Linked DNA regions of Homo sapiens: regions 1, 2 and 3 are each linked to region 4. A link is a contact called in ENCODE Hi-C or POLR2A ChIA-PET data. All regions are on one chromosome and are shown on one strand. Each heading gives the region's core, a stretch centred on a gene start or an enhancer-like site at or near the end of the contact. The rest is flanking DNA. Distances are from core to core; before and after follow the strand shown.

Region 1 (2,811 bases), core at 271-2,770, 120 kb before region 4:
TTGAACCACACACGATGAACAGACGCCTAATAGGAGAAATAAAAAGTTGATTTCCTTGAGCAGCAAATTTTTAGCACACACCAAATTCAATCAATCATATAAATGTACTGATTGATAACTTGAAATTGCATGAGGTAAAGGGAAATTTTATACTAAAAAAAAAAAAAAAAAAGAGCCAGGTGCAGTGGCTCACCCCTGTAATCCCAGCACTCTGGGAGGCCGAGGTGGGCAGATCACGAGGTCAGGAGATCTAGACCATCCTGGCTAACACGGTGAAACCCTGTCTCTACTAAAATTACAAAAAATTATTCAGGCGTGGTGGTGCGTGCCTGTAGTCCCAGCTCCTGAGGAGGCTGAGGCAGGAGAATTGCTTGAACCTGGGAGGCGGAAGTTGCAGTGAGCCGAGATCACGCCACCGCACTCCAGCCTGGGCAACGGAGTGAGACTCCATCTCAAAAAAAAAAAAAAAAAAAAAAAAAAAAAAAAAAAGCGTTTCACTACAATAGAAACTTTCACTGGGCCCGATATTGTTACACTGAAAATGGATTTTAAAGAAGGAACAGAAACTAAAATTAAAGAGCATTTGCATGCTGCCTTTTGTGCAATTAAATTTTTCTGGGAAAGTGGTTTGAATGACCAAGAACAGAAGATAAAGCGATCACATTCAGGAGGTTAAATTTTTGTACACAAAAGTAAATATACAAATACTTTTGATTGATAATAGAAGTGGTGATTAGAGGGAATTCTTTGTTTAATGTATATCTCCATCTGTTTTGGCCCAGTGGTCAAGATCAAGCCCCACCATTGGTGCAGTCAGTGAATCTAAATTCTGATCAGGAGTGGGATAACCCCACCATCCCTGTGATATCTCTTCCTTGAAAGAAGTAAGTGCAGATCTTGCCCATTGTGCCACCACAATTGCAGCCTGTATTAATGAAGAAATGCTCCAGTTGCATTCTCTCTTAAGTCATTCTTTTTTTTTTTTTTTTTTTTACACGGAGTCTCGCACTGTCACCAGAGCTGGAGTGCAGTGGTGCAATCTCGGCTCACTGCAACCTCCGCCTCCCAGGTTCAAGTGATTCTCCTGCCTCAGCCTCCTGAGCAGCTGGGATTACAGGCGCCCGCCACCACGCCTAGCTAATTTTTTGTATTTTTAGTAGAGACGGGGTTTCACCATGTTGGCCAGGCTGGTCTCGAACTCCTGACCTCATGATCCGCCCGCTTCGGCCTCCCAAAGTGCTGGAAGTCATTCTTTCAACAGATGTCTGCTGAACACACTATGACAGGTACTCTTCTAAACATCAGGGATAACGCCGAGAATAAAACATGTCCGTGCCCATGCTCAGGAAAGTTCCATTTTAAGAGGACTTAGGGTAGACAGGAAATGAACAAATATAAAATCTGTACTGTGTCAGATGATAAGTAACATCATGAAGAAAAATAAAATAGTCTAGGAGGATGGAGAGTAATGTGAAAAGAATGTGGTTTTGACTGAGTGGTCAGGGACTGCTTCTCCCTGAGAGAAGTCCTTCCTTTATGGCAAGAGATGCTATCTGGGGGAAGAGAGTCCCAGGCAGAGGGAACGGTAAGTGTGGTGGCCTAGAGGTGGGAGCATGGCTTTTCTGATGACTGGGAAAAAAAAAAAGGAACGAGAAGAAAAGTAGGCGGAGATAAGATGGGGTAGAAAGGAGATTTCCAAATAATGTTGATTTTTTAGGCTGGCCCATGCACTTTGGCTTTTACTCTTAATTAGATGAGAAGTCATTGGAGGAACTTCAGCTGGAGTGTAATGTGATCTGGCTTACGATTTTAAAGGATTACTCAGGCCATGGCATGGACAATAGACTGAAGGAGGCCATGTTCCACAGCCTGAGTCATTTTTAGCCATTCCCTCATTGGGCAACAGAGACAGCATGTCCATGAGATGGGCACATAGTATAAAAGTGGGGAATAACAGCTTCAAGATCTTAAAAAGCTTCTTCTTAACTTTAGATGCGCAGCTGAATTGCAGCCTCCACTGCCTCTCCCCTAGCCACGGCCCACCCCAACCTGATGGTTGATCCCTCTCACATGGTTTGTCATTGACATGTGGCACATGCTGCCTCTATCATTACATTGCTTTGTGACTTGCAGGTTTATTTTGTCTATCTCCCCTTCAATACTGTGCCAACCTTGAAAACAGGGTGGTGCCATGTTCACCTCTCCATTCCTCCCCAGGGCTGGCACATCACAGAGACTCAACCATGCTTCTTTGCATCAGTGAATTCTTTAGCAATCTGTTAGGACTAGCTAGCACCAATAAGATGAAATATCTTAAAGATCAACTGCTTATGTATAAGATAAACGTGGCCTACCTTTACAATAGTCCAGGTTTTAAAAAAAAGTCTGATTTTTAGCAGACCTTGAACTCGGTGTGAGGCATTACATGTGGTATAGCTGTTCTTTAAAAAAAGTGATGAAACCTTATGGTAAACATAGGTTTGGGCCATTTGCCGATTAGAATAAATGTATCATAGCATATACATGATGCTGTGCTAACATACCCGGTTTATGTGTGTGTACGTATGTGCACACATGTGTGAGCAGAAGCATTGTTTCCTCTTTCATCAGATAAGGGACCTGCCCACAGAGCCTAAGTCTAAAGTTGTGGTACTAGTAGTTTGGAAGGAGAAAATGTCGCACTCAGGAACACTTGTATGGAGGTCGGGTGCTTTAGTTCCTTGACATCATAACGGTCATGGGTTTTGTTGACACCTGAAGAAGAAAGCTGTTTATTTACATATACACTGTAGATTCTCCTTAGATGAAAGG
Region 2 (2,999 bases), core at 467-2,966, 96 kb after region 4:
CACCTCTGCCTCCCAAAGTGCTGGGATTACAGGCATGAGCCACCATGCCCAGCCTGCAGTGCGGCACTTCTATAGAGTTTGTAAAGCCTGGTACAGAAACCAGAGATGGTTTCCATCTCTGGCTATAGGAATCATGGGTTCCTGTAGCATGAATACAGCTACTTTATGTATGTCTTGTCTTCCCAAGTAGATTGTAAGCTCGCTACAAATATAAACATGTATTAGGCACCATGTGTTTCCTCTTGCCTATGAGAACAGTCCAGTACAAAGTAGAAGACTACTACATGAATGGTTGGAAAGGGAATGGGAATTCAATGCTGCCTGAAACCCAAGGGCCTTGCCTCTGTCTTCTTTTTTTGTAAAAAGTAAAATATATTGAATGCCTAAAAAACTGATAGAAAAAAAAAAACCTCTGACATATGATTTCAACCCACTAAAAACATATACCTGGGCCAGGATGTTGGCTCACACCTATAATCCTAGCACTTTAGGAAGCCAAGGCGAGTGGATCACCTGAGGTCAGGAGTTCGAGACCAGCCTGGCCAACATGATGAAACCCCGTCTCTACTAAAAATACAAAAATTAACTGGGCATGTTGGTGGGAGCCTGTAATCCCAGCTACTTGGGAGGCTGAGACAAGAGAATCACTTGAACCCGGGAGGCAGCAGAGGTTGCAGTGAGCTGAGAACGTGCCACTGCACTCCAGCCTGGAGGATAGAGTGAGACTGTGTCTCAAAAAAAAAGTATATTTTATATATATATATATATATATATATATATATATGTATATTTTATATATGTATATTATATATGTATATTATATATGTATATTACATATATGTATATATTATATATGTGTGTGTATTACATATATGTATATATTATATATGTATATATATTACATATATGTATATATTATATATGTATATATATTACATATATGTATATATATTATATATATGTGTATATATATTACATATATGTATATATATTATATATATGTGTATATATATTACATATATGTATATATATTATATATATGTGTATATATACCTACTTCTGTTGCCCCTTAGAACCGGCTGTGCTCCAATAGCAAAACCTTACCAGGGCACATGGGATCCAGTCCTCTGAGAGCACAGGTTTGGAGCTTTCTGGGTGCTCTCACATTTTAAATTCCATCTGATTCGGGTTCAGTGACTCCTTTCTTTTGCCCTGCAGCCCTCTAGATGTGAAACAACTCATTTGTATTTGCTGAAAATGTAAATCCGTCTAAAGATTTGCAAGTGCCAGTCTGCTCTAGAAAGTAAAAAGGGCAGAAATGAAATAAGGAAGTGAGTTTTTCAGTTTGTATGTTTTCTTCTGAGCTTGGAGATTATTCCTGTCCATGAGTCTAATTCTTCTTATATAGAGACTCAGAACAAGAAGCTTGAAACAACTTTGTTCTCGTTCATTGTCAGAGCTTCATGGTGTGTTAGAAAGAGCCCAGGACCAGAAGTCACAAGATGTGGGTCCCATCATCAATTACTTATTTAACCTCTGCCAATCCCTTAACCTCTCTCTACTGGGGTTACTTTATCTGTGCAAGGAGGAGGTGGACCAGATGGCTGCTGTGATTCTGTGTAATAGCCCCCCTGGATGAAACAGGAAGTTACTCATAGGGAGATCATTAAGAAGCTTGGTGACTCAGCCTCAGGGGCAGCGGGGGAAGACGAGGTTCTCCAAAGTCCTAGTCAAGCATCAGAGCCACTAGACTGAGCTTCCTCTCAAGCGTCTATTTCCACATCGTCCTGGGAGCTTGCCCACCACTCCACATGCAGTCCCAGCTCTCCATAAATGCTGGCTGGGGAGGAAGTCCAGTGGAGCCAAAGCCCCTTCCTCTGCCCCAGCCTTCAGCTAAATACAGGATGTGGGAATCCAGCAGGCCATCTAATAGAAACCAGTAACTGGTCCCTGCTCATTAAGTACTTAGAGTGGACCCTGTTGCATTCAGGTCTCAAAGGCAGTATTTATTACCCACTTTTGTTTGCACTCCGTGGATAAGTGTTTCCCACCTCCTGTTTTCATACATGAAGATACTGAGGCCCAGAACAGGGAAGTGGAGGACCTGTGATCGCATTGGGAGTCACGGCAAGTCTAGGTCAGAAACTAAGAATCCACATCCAGTATCAGCCAGTCCCAACAACAGGGACAGACATAGTCTCAAGGAAGCCACTACTTGGTGGTTTCCTCTAAGTTTTGTTTCACGCAAGTCCAGATCATCCAGGCTGTTTTTTTTGTTGTTGCTCTTTTTTTTTTTTTGAAATGGAGTCTCACTGTGTTGCCCAGGCTGGAGTGCAGTGGTAAGATCTCGGCTCACTGCAACCTCCGTCTCCTGGGTACAAGCGATTCTCCTGCCTCAGCCTCCGGAGTAGTTAGGATTACAGGCGCGTGCCACTACACCTGGCTAATTTTTAGTAGAGATAGGATTTCACCATGTTGACAAGGCTGGTCTCGAGCTCCTGACCTCAAGTGATCCCCCAACCTTGGCCTCCCAAAGTGTTGGGATTACAAGCGTGAGCTACCATGCCTGGCCCAGGCTGTCCTTCATCACAGTTGTCGTTGTGTTTTAGTCTTTGGAGTATGGAAAGCATTGAGTATTGAAAGCTACTGAGTATTGAAGCATTGCTGTATAGAAAACTAGAGGAAGCCAGGACTCCAAGGATAGAAGGAAAGAATACTTGTTATCATTTACCGTATAAAAGGAAAGCCAGGCCATGGTGCAGGATGAAAAAGATTTGCTTTTTTACTTTCTACTTACAGTCATATTGTAGCTCATTTGTAAAAATCATTCCACTTGTAAAGTTAACCATCCATTAGTCAGTAAGAGCTGTTCCCACTAATTGGTGGACTCCTGGGGAAAGCAACATAGTTAGAGGTTAGAGTAATGGACCAGGTGCCCTTGACTTCTATTTCTGGTTCCTTCACTTACTTGCTGTGTGGCCTTAGGCAGTTTTCCTTAA
Region 3 (2,700 bases), core at 17-2,516, 95 kb before region 4:
ACCTTCCCAAAACCACACAAAGAAGTTAAAAGTACATGAACAAAGGAAGAACCTTAGATCTCTAAGAGCCAACATGAAAACAATTCATAGTTTACAAAGGAGAGACTAGGGAGAGATGGAAGCATGTCTATTTCAAGATCTAATAGAAACTAGACCTGCTCTATTATTAAGAGCTTTTATTAGGCCCCCTCAAAAGCTTTCAGGAGTCTTCAAAATGCATTGCAGGTATCCCCAAAAAAGTGGGCTTTATTGTTGGGGCCAGTGTTGCGACTGGTCCTTGTTCATTTATGAGAAACAGTGGTCACAGTTCCAGACTTTAAGGAAGGCTGCCTTCCTTAAAACTGTTTTAAGGAGTTGCGTATTAACACTGGTCAAATGCTGTTTTCTTTTCTTTTTTTTTTTTTTTTTTGAGATAGAGTCTCACTCTGTCGCCCAGGCTGGAGTGCAGTGGCACAATCTCCGCTCACTGCAACCTCTGCCTTCCGGGTTCAAGCGATTCTCCTGCCTCAGCCTCCTGCGTAGCTGGGATTGCAGGCATCCACCACCACACTGGCTAATTTTTGTATTTTTTAGTAGAGACAGGGTTTCGCCACGTTGGCCAGGCTGGTCTCAAACTCCTGACCTCAGGTGATCCTCCTGCCTTGGCTTTCCAAAGTGCTGGGATTACAAACGCTGCTTTCTACCATCACTGACTCCCCTGCTTTTTATTAGCAGGATGGATTTAACTATAAAAATCTATTGGGTTCTGATCACAATGCTTGGCTAAAAGAAAGTGATAAAGTGAAATTAAATACCATACACCGTGTACAGGTGAACACATTTTGAGGATCTGGAATACAAGAAAATTATTAAAACACAAAGCACTGCCGTGATGCCTGTCTTTGAAGAATTCTTGACGGAGAGCAGTATAAAGACATATGCAAAGGTGGTGATGAAAACGTGCTGAGCATAGAGATGCGCATGGGTTATTTAGGGCATGGGAGAGGGGAACCTCGGGGAAGGCTTCCCGGGGAATGAGGCGTCTGAGCGGAGCTGGAAGAGTGAGTGGGAGTCAACCAGGTGTCAGGGAGGACGGGAGGGTTTTCCGCGCAGATGTACGGCCGTGCGAAAGCAAGAAGGCAAGAAGCACAGGGGCCTGTAGGAGCGTTCTCCTTGGCTGGGAGGCGAAACGCCAGCAGGAAATAGTGGTTGGTGAGGCCAGACAGGCAGGCAGGCCCTATTTTCAACTGGACTGTAGGCAAAAGGGGACAAAGGCCACTTCCGCATCTGTTCACTGTCATGTCCCAGCCCCCACCAGTGCCTGGTGATGAACAAATGCCAGGGAGCTTCAGCTTCACTCGGGGTGTGAGAGATATTTAGATATTTCAGAAGTGGAGCGACACGATTATATTTCATTTTAGATAGGGAGGCAATCGGTTAGGAAGCATTTCCATCAGAATTAAGTTCTTAAGACTGCAATTCTACATCCAAGAATGTCCATTCATTCATTTTATTCACTCATCAGACAATTTTTTTTTTTAAGAGACAAGCTGTCGCTGTCACCCAGGCTGGAGTGTAGTGGCATGGTCCTATCTCACTGCAGCCTCCAACACCTGGGTTCACACCATCTTCCCACTTCTGCCTCTAGGGTAGCTGGGACCACAGGCACATGTCACCACCACGCCCTGGCTATTTTTTTTTTATTTTTATTTTTTTAGAGATGGGGTCTTGCTATGTTGCCCAGGCTGGTCTCAAACTCTTGGCCTCAAGTGATCCTCATGCCTCAGCCTCCTGAGTAGCTGGGACTACAGGCGTGCATCACTACACCTGGCTAATTTTTATTTAAAAACATTTTTTGTAGAGTTGGAGTCTTGCTATGTTGCCCAGGCTGGTCTCAAACTCCTGGCCTAGAGTGATCCTCCTGCCTTCACCTTCCAAAGTGCTGGAATTACAGGCATAAGCCACCATGCACGGCCTCAACAAATATCTATTGAATGTTTAGTATGTTCCAAAGACTGTTCTAGGCTCAGGAGATTTAGCAAAAAGCCAAATGGACGTAAATCCCTGCTCTCGTGGGAAGGACAGGTAATAAAACAAACAGCTAAGTAAATAAATGGTACAGTCTGTTAGAAGGCAAAAGAAAGAATGGAGACAAACTAGGAAAGGGATTAGGAACGGGGGGAGCAGGAGGTGGGCAGGTGGGAGGAGTTGCTATTTTTAAGAAAGGTGGTTAGAAAAGATCTCACTAATAAGGGTACATCTGAGCAGGGACCTGAAAAGGTAAGAGCTTGATTCCTACTGGTATCTGGAGGAGGGCCTTCCAAGCAGATGGAAGTGCAAAGGCCCTGGGGCTAGCACAAGCGTAAAGACAACAGGGTGCCCGGAGCACAGTAAAAGCCAAGAGGTAGGAAAATTGTGCTGAGTGTAAGCTCCAATCAGCAGGATCAATATCTTTGGAATCTGTTAAAAATGTAAATTATTACACCCTAACCCAAGCTAAGAATCAGAGACCTGGGTTGGAAATGGGAGTGGGGGTAACACTCAAGAATCTGTTGTTTGTTGTTGTTTTTTTTTTTTTTTTTTGAGACTGCATCTCACTCTGTCATCCAGGCTGGAGTGCAGTGGCGTGATCTTGGCTCACTGCAATCTCCACCTCCCGGGTTCAAGCAGTCCTCCTGCCTCAGCCTCCCAAGTAGCTGGGATTACAAGTGTGTGCCACCA
Region 4 (2,700 bases), core at 134-2,633:
TAACAGGAAGTGAATTTGATGATAAATTCAAAATGAAAATAACCTGTGCAGTTTCAGTGTCTAAACTGAAATAAAGCGACTATGAAAATAAAAAATTCAGATCACTGATCTGATGAGAAGAATATTTGCTTTCAAGGGTCTTTTCAGTTTGGCTCTATAAAGTGGTGTTGTGTAATACAAGTAAGGAAAATCTTTACTAAAATTTCCATTTTCTTTTTAAGGTACTGTTATCAAAAGAGTATACTGAATACCTGTATAGATTTCTAGATAAAAATGAGCTATTCTAAGAAAATAGTTCATAATTCTCTTTCCTCTGTGCACACACGTACAGTCACAAACACACACACAGACTCTCTCTCTCTCTCTCTGTCTTCCAGATCTTCAGAAATACAGAGATGATTTCCTAAACTACTAATAGATCAGTGTTAGGTTAGTGGCCAGGCAAGACAGTACAGGGGAGCCGAGGCCCTGGGAATCAGGTGGTGCCACTGAAGCAAGAACAGGTGGGCATCCACATGGGCCAGTGAGAGAGGCAACCAGGTGTCCCTGCACATGGCTACACTTGGCCTTGGTGAGATGCAAGTGGAAGGGGTGGTCTTATGACTTATTATCCAAATTGAGACACTGAACAAAAGGGGGTGTCGTTGGGACTGTCTTGGGCAAACCGGACCATCTGGTCACCCTGTAAATCAGGGACATTTCAGGCTGTGGTGTGTTCAGAGAGCAGGCAGCAGGAGCAAAGCCACATCTTCCTCAAGAAAGCTGGGAGGAGCAAGGTGGGCCCCTCGTCCTGGAGCCTGCAGGGAACTGGAATGCAGGTGGGAGTGGCCGTCGGTGGGCAGGAGGAATTGCAGGCAGGGCCAAGTAAGCCCAGCTGGGAAAGGTTCAGGGCTGTGCGGGGAAGGACCCAGCACTGCAATTTTTTTAAAAGCTTTTAAACAAATGCACATGTAGAACAATTACTTTTACAAATGTAGATTATTCTCTCCCCTTTCTCCTGAGAATCACTGTAAACCACTTAAATTGCTGTTGAGACTATTTTCACTAATCAGAAGGAAACCCTAAGTTTCAATTAATCATAGCCCCATTGTTCACATTTCCCACGTAAGTTTACTAAAAGATCCCGTGAACTCTAGAGGAGGCCTGATTAGGCTTCCCTTTTGAATAAACAAGAATTGAAAAACGAACGTGTGATCCTGGGCTGAAGGGGAAGATGATGTGAGTCTGCAGAACATTTCAGATCACTGCCCTAACAGCACTGACTGGCAGGAATCGGACCTAGGTAGAAAGTCACTCTTCTCCCAGGAGGGTTGAGAGCACCAAAACCACACGTCACAGCAGGGGGTGCACACACCCAAGTTCAGCTTCCCCATCCAGCTAAGCTGGTACACTCCATGTCTGAGTTCTCCTGGCTCTCTGTGCTGACCAGGAAAGCATGTGCGTGCATGCGTGTGTGCGTGCGTGTGTGCGTGCGTAGAAGCCAGGCTGGATAAAAGTGTCTTGCCCCCTCTAGTAGTGGAGCTGGCTATGTGGAGGCTCTGTGGGGGGCAGTGATGAAGAGGAGTGAGCCATCCTTCTGGCATGATCCAGAGAAAGTGCAGCCATTTCCATCACCTGCCCCAGAGTCTAGGTGGGAGGGTCTCTCCAGCCACAGAAGGAGTGGCGGCCAGCCAGCTGGAGGTCACTAGAAAACCACTGGAGCTGGCAAAAGATTTCTGAAAAAGAACTAGCAGATGTGCCTGGTGCACCAGGGGAAAGGGCAGGTGTCAGGAGCCCAGAGGAGGTGAAGAGCTGGCTCCTGCAAGGCTGGGCAGTGGTGAGGCCGTGACTCAAGGGCTGTCAGTCCTGGCGGTACAATGCCAGGGCCAACAGACATTGGGAGTGCCTCTTTGTTCATCTGAACTTTTCTCCTTTTCCTGGTAGGAAAGAAGAACAAAAGCTGCCCCTGCAAAATAGTGCCCTTGGGTGTTCACCTGCTCTGGCTTGGTGATTCCTAGGTAGTAAGCGCTAGCCTTACAGTACTACATCCCCTGGCCTTGCTCTGTATCACGGGACACTACAGCAAAATTGTTTTATAACCGTGTTTTCTAATTCTGCATGTGTATTGTGAGCATGTGTGTGTCTGTGCTTTATACAGGTGCTACACTGTGTGTTTTACAGTAAAATGCAATCGTAGTTCCATTCTTTATGACAGCCTGTGGTGTATCACATGTATTTGTCTATTTCCTAATGCAAATAAAACAAGGCTATCACGTGGAAAGCACTTATAAACTGTGAAGTGCCGTACAAGTGCAAGATACTCTTACCAGCAGCATGATTGTTCCTGAGAGTAGAATTTCTAATAGTAGGCTGAGCATGGTGGCTCACACCTGTAATCCCAGCACTTTGGGAGGCTGAGGTGGACAGATCACTTGAGGTCAGGAGTTCGAGACCAGCCTGGCCAACATGGTGAAACCCCGTCTCTACTAAAAATACAAAAATCAGTCAGGCATGGTGGCATGTGCCCATAATCCTAGCTGTTTGGGAGGCTGAGGCAGAAGAATCGCTTGAACCCGGGAGGCAGAGTTTGCAGTGAGCCGAGAGTGTGCCACTGCACTCCACCCTGAGCAACAGAGTAAAACACTGTCTCCAAAAAAAAAAAAAAAGAATTTCTAAATAATAGAACGTGTGACTCTAGGTCATATATTGTCAGAGACTCTT

What was found. Hi-C counts contacts between places; a loop is a spot of excess contacts on that map. ChIA-PET counts read pairs that join two places held with the same protein, here RNA polymerase II (POLR2A). Pooled maps may share reads with other maps.
Region 1: a loop to region 4 is called in a pooled map, with 2.0 times the contacts of the local background. The contact joins two enhancer-like sites. A Hi-C loop is called at or near these places in 1 of 168 maps with a recorded cell type or tissue (transverse colon), 1 of 37 single-sample maps with no recorded cell type and 2 of 50 pooled maps. POLR2A ChIA-PET finds 5 or more read pairs at or near these places in 3 of 52 experiments (Caco-2, H1 and endothelial cell of umbilical vein).
Region 2: a loop to region 4 is called in a pooled map, with 2.1 times the contacts of the local background. The contact joins two enhancer-like sites. A Hi-C loop is called at or near these places in 1 of 50 pooled maps. POLR2A ChIA-PET finds 5 or more read pairs at or near these places in 2 of 52 experiments (CD4-positive, alpha-beta T cell and activated B cell).
Region 3: a loop to region 4 is called in a pooled map, with 1.9 times the contacts of the local background. The contact joins two enhancer-like sites. A Hi-C loop is called at or near these places in 9 of 168 maps with a recorded cell type or tissue (Right ventricle myocardium inferior, Right ventricle myocardium superior, cardiac septum and 5 more) and 5 of 50 pooled maps. POLR2A ChIA-PET finds 5 or more read pairs at or near these places in 2 of 52 experiments (H1 and WTC11).

Annotation. Positions count from the first base shown.
Region 1 is chr10:13,923,245-13,926,055 of GRCh38, reverse strand. All of the region lies in intron 2 of FRMD4A (FERM domain containing 4A), which reads left to right. Among named protein-coding and RNA genes, the nearest start is that of FRMD4A-AS2, 67 kb to the left of the region's middle. Within about 2 kb of position 1,520, at least 6 of the 41 ENCODE cell types and tissues checked have a DNase peak (open chromatin) inside an H3K27ac peak, as active enhancers do; they include endothelial cell of umbilical vein, where a contact is called at or near this core.
Region 2 is chr10:13,711,813-13,714,811 of GRCh38, reverse strand. The region is part of intron 12 of FRMD4A (FERM domain containing 4A); the gene reads left to right. LOC105376426 (a long non-coding RNA gene) reads right to left here. Exons shown (of 4, transcript XR_001747371.2): 2 at 2,798-2,890. Among named protein-coding and RNA genes, the nearest start is that of PRPF18, 130 kb to the right of the region's middle. RefSeq lists enhancers at 1,377-2,241, 2,242-2,999. Within about 2 kb of position 1,716, at least 13 of the 41 ENCODE cell types and tissues checked have a DNase peak (open chromatin) inside an H3K27ac peak, as active enhancers do.
Region 3 is chr10:13,902,702-13,905,401 of GRCh38, reverse strand. All of the region lies in intron 2 of FRMD4A (FERM domain containing 4A), which reads left to right. Among named protein-coding and RNA genes, the nearest start is that of FRMD4A-AS2, 88 kb to the left of the region's middle. RefSeq lists an enhancer at 623-1,139. Within about 2 kb of position 1,266, at least 2 of the 41 ENCODE cell types and tissues checked have a DNase peak (open chromatin) inside an H3K27ac peak, as active enhancers do.
Region 4 is chr10:13,807,746-13,810,445 of GRCh38, reverse strand. The region is part of intron 4 of FRMD4A (FERM domain containing 4A); the gene reads left to right. Among named protein-coding and RNA genes, the nearest start is that of FRMD4A-AS2, 180 kb to the left of the region's middle. Within about 2 kb of position 1,383, at least 2 of the 41 ENCODE cell types and tissues checked have a DNase peak (open chromatin) inside an H3K27ac peak, as active enhancers do; they include endothelial cell of umbilical vein, where a contact is called at or near this core.